Regions from separate parts of the Homo sapiens genome. Here region 2 is linked to region 1. The links are chromatin contacts, found by Hi-C or POLR2A ChIA-PET in ENCODE. All regions are on one chromosome and are shown on one strand. The core of a region is the stretch at or near the end of the contact, and the rest is flanking DNA. Distances in the headings are between cores, read along the strand shown.

Region 1 (3,376 bases), core at 453-2,952:
GAACTCTACCCTGAAAAATTTGTCGTCATTGTATTTTTCATCTTTCCTCGATATCTACTTGTTAGTTCAATACTATCTTTTATCAATTTTAATGTACTGTTCCAAAGAACATATTTGTTACTGTTTTCATAGGGAATTGAGCAGTAGGACGTTTTTCTTACAGAATTAAACTTACATTTTTCTCCATCCACTAGATGGCTCAAGTGCACCACTTTGGCAGCTCAGATTGATCCTTGCTTGCTTTGCTTGTAGTTTCTACTTTGAGTACTGTTTGCTTTTTAAAAACTGGATGAGCCCTTACCTGAACCTAGCTTTACATATATGTGATGGCAGATTTCCTCGCATTTTCTGATTATTTACAGACTTCTGAAAAGCTGGTGAAGTGTTCTTCATATCAGTAGTAAAAAGTGCATTACAGTGCTTAGAAGATTTTGTTTTTTGCTTTTAAGTTATTTTAGACTTTAATTCAATTGCCAATAATCTATTTAGATTTCTTCAAACTAGGCATGCAGTTAATAATTCATCCATTTCTTCCTGATTCATAGTCATTTGGAGTCATTTTCCAGCACATGGTGGTACCTCAGGAGTTTTTGAGGCACACGGGGCTATTTGCTTCAGTTCTGTAGTAATATTTATTTAGTGTTTTTGTGCTTGGAATTGTATGGGGCAGTGGAGGGAAATACCAGGATGACTAAAGAGGATATTTTCATCAGCAGGGAGCTCACTGCGTTAATTCGTTTCCTTAAGTTTCCTTTTTTATTATTTTTTATTTTTATTTTCCCTGAAAGCACACATTGGTATCTTGAGTTTTTGAAGCCAAATAATGAGTATAATGAAATGGCTCATTAGAGCTTATGTTTGTAACCAACCCTGAGGAGAATTTTGTTTTTGACATTGACCCTGTTGATATTGCCTGAAAAAATTTAAAAAAAAAAACTGAATTCTTTAGAAATATTTTATGCTTATGGCTTTCTGTTTTGAGTTAAGTAAAAAGGAAAAGGAATTAAGATTTGTTGAATGCTTATCATGTGCCAGTTTCTTACTTAATTTGATGCTCTCAATAATTTGGAAGACAAGTACAAATATCTCTATTTACAGATGAAGAAACTAAGGAATCAGAAGTTGCCTAGGATCAAAGAAACAGTAAGTTAGAGAGGCAAACTCTTTGTGATATCAAGGGTTGTTTTTTATTTTTTTGCCCAAGAGAAAATAATTATTTTCTGAAATGGCAGAAACATTTGTAATATCAACTAGTTGGATACTTTCATATCCTAAAGACAGAAAACTCCAAACAAAGGATTGATTGCCTCTCACAGTTGATCTTTGAGATTATAAACAAATATTCTTGCCAAGCTAGAGCAATCAGTCATACTGGTATCTCTTTTACAGATACCTTTAGAATGACAGCAAACACTATAAAATTGATTTTTCCAGAGAAAGTGTTTGCACCTAATAATCTTATTTTTCAGGAATAATAACTGAATTATTTCATCAGTTTGAAAATATAGTGTACGATTTAAAGGAGAATGGCAAGTTATTGATGTAAATACACATTATTTACAATATTATAACTAGATTACATTACAAATATTGTAACAACAATTTGTCTTTATAAAATCCCCTTGATTTCTCTTTATTGTTTAAGAGTCCTTGCAGCTAAGCCGTGTAAAACAGGAAATATGGCTGTTTGCCAGTGTTCTTAAGGAAGCAGGAGTGAAGTAAAGCAAACAATACAAAAGGGGTTTGTTTAAAGGATGTACTTAATTTCTGTGTGGCTGTGGTATCATTTTTCTGGCTCTGTTGTCTTTGTCCTTTTTCACTGCAAAGTTGAAATTGTACTTTCACAACTATTAAAACAAAAATAACCAGTAATGCGAACTGAACCCAAAGATATCTAAGATAAATATCCTCCCATGACTGTAAATTTGTATCCTCCATATCACCTTAGAAATTTTCGTATGCATTGACTAGATTTATTGCTATTTTTGTTCTTTTTTTATGTATTATCAGATATTGCCGTCAGTACTATTACCGCATTTACACAATGTTGCCTTGTGTGGAAATTCTAAACCTTTGCTAACTCTTGGTAACCAAAATAACGATAAACTAAAGAGATTATTATCCCATCTTTTGAGAGAAATGTAAAATTATTCATTTGTCTATAAAGAATCTTTGACAAAAGTATTTTTTAAAGCATATTGAATCCTAGCCATTTTATTATTATTAGCTGTGTACCTAAATGATATTTTAGATATGAGTATAAGGAAGACAAACTTTAGGTTGTCAAAGAATGAGCATGTCTCATGTGTTACAGTCATGGCATGACAGTTGGATTACAATTATCTCTTGATGAATCAACTTCATCTAAACCTTAATTGCATATTAAATTATTTAGTCATTTCCTGATTCAGTAATGAGAAGTCAGAATATATAGTAATTTACTGGGTAGCATGTTACATGCCATAGTTTGCGGAATGTACTTGATCAGTAAAGTCCACAGTAAATCAAAGACAAATGAGAAAATTCTTTTAGAATTCAGTTTTTTTTTTCTTAATTTGAAGTCACTTTAAATGCTCTTATGTAATAAGAAAAGAACCCTAGGTATATTTAAATACTTAACCTGCTATAACTTTTTGTTGGAAAGGAGGTAGATTTTTTTTATGAGTATTTTTTTCCTATGGGAAAAAAAATAACTTTGGTGATGCAGTATGCCTTTATCTGTGTATTGTTAAAAACTAAACTAAACAAAAAAAACCCCTAAGAACCTTTAAACTTAACAAAGTTTATTTGAGCAGGAAAAAGGTTCTAGAAGCAGACAGCACTCTAAGATGGTTCAGAATACTACCACTTACAACTGGTGAGCTGTTCTAATAACAGGGAAAAATAGGAAATGTCATACAGAAATTACCTGATTGGTGCAGGTTGGTGTTTGCCTTATTTGGGCATAATCTAGCAGCTTTTAACCTGGGATTGGCTGAGACTCAGATGTGTGGTTATAAGGGTATACTCCTAAGTTAGGTTATAACTTGTTTACACATCAAGCTAGAGTACAGTTAATAGTGTATGGAGGCAGCTTTGGGCCAAATCTGATTGAACAGTATAAAAATAAGTTTTGCAAATATTTATCCTTACCACATGAGTTACATCCTAATATTCTTTATTCTCTTCTATTTCACTAAAAAAAATTCAAATCCACCAAATTCATTTCATGGCCCATCGGTGTGTTGGAGCTCATTAGTTTGGAAAACACTGCCATATAGGGTTGAAAAATTTTTTTTCTTTTTTTACCCTGTTAACAACTGACTAGTCTGAAGGAGCTCAAATATTTGGAAAGCTTTATTAGTGCAGTTTAGTAGCTGGCTTTTAAAAAAAAAAA
Region 2 (3,376 bases), core at 229-2,728, 75 kb after region 1:
AAGATGAAGAGGTAAAGGGCATTGAAGCAGAAATGTATAGTTTGGGGTACGATTAGAAAACTCGTAAGGAAAACAGAAGTCCTAATTTCAAACTGACTGCTCTTCGTTAAGTGCTCTTAAGGAGAGTCTAGTAACAGTAACACTTTCTGGCCATTTCTAGTTTAGATTCTCTTCGTTACTGAAACTTTTGAGAAATATTACCTGTGGATTAATTTTGCACAATGTTCTATTCTCATAATGACTTACAAATTAAACTAGGTTTTTATTGAACTACCTCACACTAATTTTCTATGCTTTCCCAAGTAAGCTGTTGCCCTGTTAGATCTTTACTGAGTGAATTATAAATGTGTGTTAAATACTTTCTAGCCAATGTTGACACAATACCAGTAAGTATGTAAAGTATATACCTTACATCAGTAAGAGACACGTGTAAAATCTTTGACTGTATGTCTTGCAAAATTGTGCTCGTTGACATTATTACTGTTTTTGTAAGTAGAAACCTGCTCGTGATATCGGTCCATTTACATTTTACAAAAGGAGTAAATCTTAGTAAAAATTTTACGAAGAAATAAATTACTTTTGTAGGCCCAATATTTGGTATATTTTTGAGAAGCTGTTAATCTTTTAGCTGAATAATGAAGTTAGACTGAATTACGTGTCTCCCTGGACTGTGACATCTATTTTCTCATTACAGTTTATCCTGGTCAGCAGGGTGTCACACCTGGAAACCTGAGTATGATAGCTGACATTTGCTTTTCTCCCTCTGCGATGTCATTCCTCCTCCATTCCTCTCCTTCCCTGTGTTCCGTTCCCTCTCCTTTCCTCTAGACAAAACAAAATGGGGCACTTTTTAGGGAATGCTGAGATCATTATTGTGGTTTTTCATCATTCATGCCCTAGTCATTAAACATGCACCACTGGAATGTAAACAATGTTATCTAGTATGTCAATTGGTTATAATATTTTAAATAAAAAAGAAAAAAGTGGTATGAAAATTATGAAATTAAGAGTTTTTTCATTGAAAACAAAATCTGTTTGTGGTAAAGTTTTTCTTGGCAATTTTAGGATTGTCCGTGGATTGGGATAAAAGGGGTCTTGCTAGGGCCGGTTTCTTAGATTTGGATTTTGTACAGATTGTAAAGAGCCTAAATGATCACGCTGATTATCTGGTTGATCTGGTCTTGGATTTCTGGTGTTTGAAATTGCTGGATAAACTTTATCTAAAAAAGGAACTTTGCTTCAATGCCCTTAACCTAGTTCTTGGTAGACATATGAGAGAACAGCCATCGTGACCACTTGGCAAAAATAAGTACTTAAAATTGGGGTCTGTTTCAAAACAAGCAAGAGGTTTTAGCTTTGACTGTTTCCAACTTTTGCCATGCTTATTTCCTCTTTGCCTACGTTGGGTCTGCTGCTGTGTGGGAATACAGGGTCCCTGCAGTACCTTCCCAGCCACTGTAATGACGCCACTCCGTCTTGCACAGTTCCTGCTCCAAATGACCTTTGTACCGTGCTGTCTGCCCTCACCTGAACTCACACTGCCCTCCTCTGAGGAGCGGAGAGGAAGGGGCTGATCTTTTAGCTGCCCGCTGCTGCTGGATCAGCTGCGTGGCAGCTGAGCTGTTTCATCACCGTCATAGAGAGGCCTCCCAGGAGAAACGGTAGCAGAAGCAAGTGTCAGAATGTTGGGAATAAACTTGTTTTTACTTTTTTTCATTTTCACCAGTTGTAAAGTGGAATAATTCATCCTCGTTAATTTAGGTACTTTTTTTTTTTCTTTTTCAGTATTGTTCCTGAAAAGGTCTATTAACTTGATCTAAGTGAAGATTGATTTGTAGTGATTTTGTGGTTTAAGAAAAATTTTTTTAGCTGTTAATGGTTATATACCAGTATTTCTTTGGACTTCATTTGAAACCAAAAGATACTTCAAATATGCTTTGTAAATTTTAGGTTTCTGTCTAACATGTACTTTACTTAATTTCATCCATTAATGGAAGCATATAAGTGACATAGAAGTGTGCCAGAAGCTGGGAGTAGGAAATAGAAAACGGATGACAAGAGTCTTGAAATGGTGTATATGGAGGAACAAGGACCTGGCCACAGGGATTGATTAGAGGAAATGAGAGGAGTTTCACAAAGAAACTGTGTTTTGACCCTTGGCATAAAGAAGGTTTGGAGAAGAGTATTCCAGGCTGAAGGAAAGGCAAGCAGATTTAAGTGAGTGCATGGGCAAGCAGTGAGGAACGGCCTGGCATGGGTGTAGGTACAGGGAGAAATGGGAGAGAAGACTGACACGCTGGAGTTTGGAATTGAAACAAGCTGAGGATCAGACCTGAAAATATCAAGAATTGCCTTTATTTTGTAGGTGATAGGAACCCATGGTAGTTTCTGAGGCGGAAAAAAAGTATTATGACCTGACCCTTGTTTTAGGATGGTCACTGCCAAGAGAAGCAAGTGCAGTTAGGCTGGAGGTGTGGACATTGGTGACTGATGGCCAAAGATAGCCAGTTGAGAGAAGGGAAGAAAGGGACTCATTTAGATGTATTGCCATGACATAGGTGAAGTCGCCAAGCTTAGCGTTTGGACCTGGGGGAAGGCTGAGCCTAGCGATTGGGCAGCACACAAGAGATGGTGCAAGGAAAATACATGCAGGGTGTTTTGCAATTTGTACATCTCAGTTTGAAATGTCCATGACAGAATGTATGTCAGGTATGGTATCAACTCCAACTTACCGCTCCAGGAGTGGGAGGAAGGGAACAATTGGTTTGCTCCCTCACCTGCCTGTAGACCTCTCTAATTGTAGTTTCTTTTCTTGTGAGGTCTGTGTTGTTTGCTTGTATGGCCCTTGCACTATTTTTGTTAGTATCATTTTGTGGACAGAGGAAGATAGTGGAAAGATTCCTGTTGGATATACCACTTTAGAGTTAACCTAGAGAAGTGCAAGTGGGGCCTAGTTCAAGTGAGTGGAGAAGCAGGTAGTGAAAAGGACTGAAAACTTGGATGGAAATGTAAAGAAGAAATCATGACAGTGTCTTGAGAGAAGTGAGGGGTAGACTGAGGGATCAGAAGAGTTCAAAGGGAGAAACCAAAGGCATTTTTTTTTTTTTTTTTTGAGACAGAGTCTCGCTCTGTCACCCAGGCTGGAGTGCAGTGACGTGATCTCCGCTCACTGCAAACTCCGCCTCCCAGGTTCATGCCATTCTCCTGCCTCAGCCTCCCAAGTAGCTGGGACTACAGGTGCCCGCCACCACACCCGGCTAATTTTTTTGTATTTTTAGTAGAGACAGGGTTTCACCATGTTAGCCAGGATGGTCTCAATCTCCTGACCTCGTGATCCACCCACCTCAGCCTCCCAAAGTGCTGGGATTACAGGCGT

The links. A loop is a pair of places that touch in the nucleus more often than their neighbours do. ChIA-PET counts read pairs that join two places held with the same protein, here RNA polymerase II (POLR2A). Pooled maps may share reads with other maps.
Region 2: a loop to region 1 is called in a map of PC-3, with 5 times the contacts of the local background. The contact joins two enhancer-like sites. A Hi-C loop is called at or near these places in 12 of 168 maps with a recorded cell type or tissue (A673, Caco-2, Calu3 and 8 more), 4 of 37 single-sample maps with no recorded cell type and 12 of 50 pooled maps. POLR2A ChIA-PET finds 5 or more read pairs at or near these places in 2 of 52 experiments (AG04450 and MCF 10A).

What each region holds. Positions count from the first base shown.
Region 1 is chr10:48,363,514-48,366,889 of GRCh38, forward strand. All of the region lies in intron 1 of MAPK8 (mitogen-activated protein kinase 8), which reads left to right. Among named protein-coding and RNA genes, the nearest start is that of MAPK8, 59 kb to the left of the region's middle. Within about 2 kb of position 1,703, at least 4 of the 41 ENCODE cell types and tissues checked have a DNase peak (open chromatin) inside an H3K27ac peak, as active enhancers do.
Region 2 is chr10:48,438,358-48,441,733 of GRCh38, forward strand. It overlaps MAPK8 (mitogen-activated protein kinase 8), which reads left to right. Exons shown (of 12, transcript NM_001323329.2): 12 at 1-1,003. It also overlaps a transcript of ARHGAP22 not described here. Among named protein-coding and RNA genes, the nearest start is that of ARHGAP22-IT1, 72 kb to the right of the region's middle. RefSeq lists a silencer at 1,329-1,623 and an enhancer at 1,329-1,623. Within about 2 kb of position 1,479, at least 4 of the 41 ENCODE cell types and tissues checked have a DNase peak (open chromatin) inside an H3K27ac peak, as active enhancers do.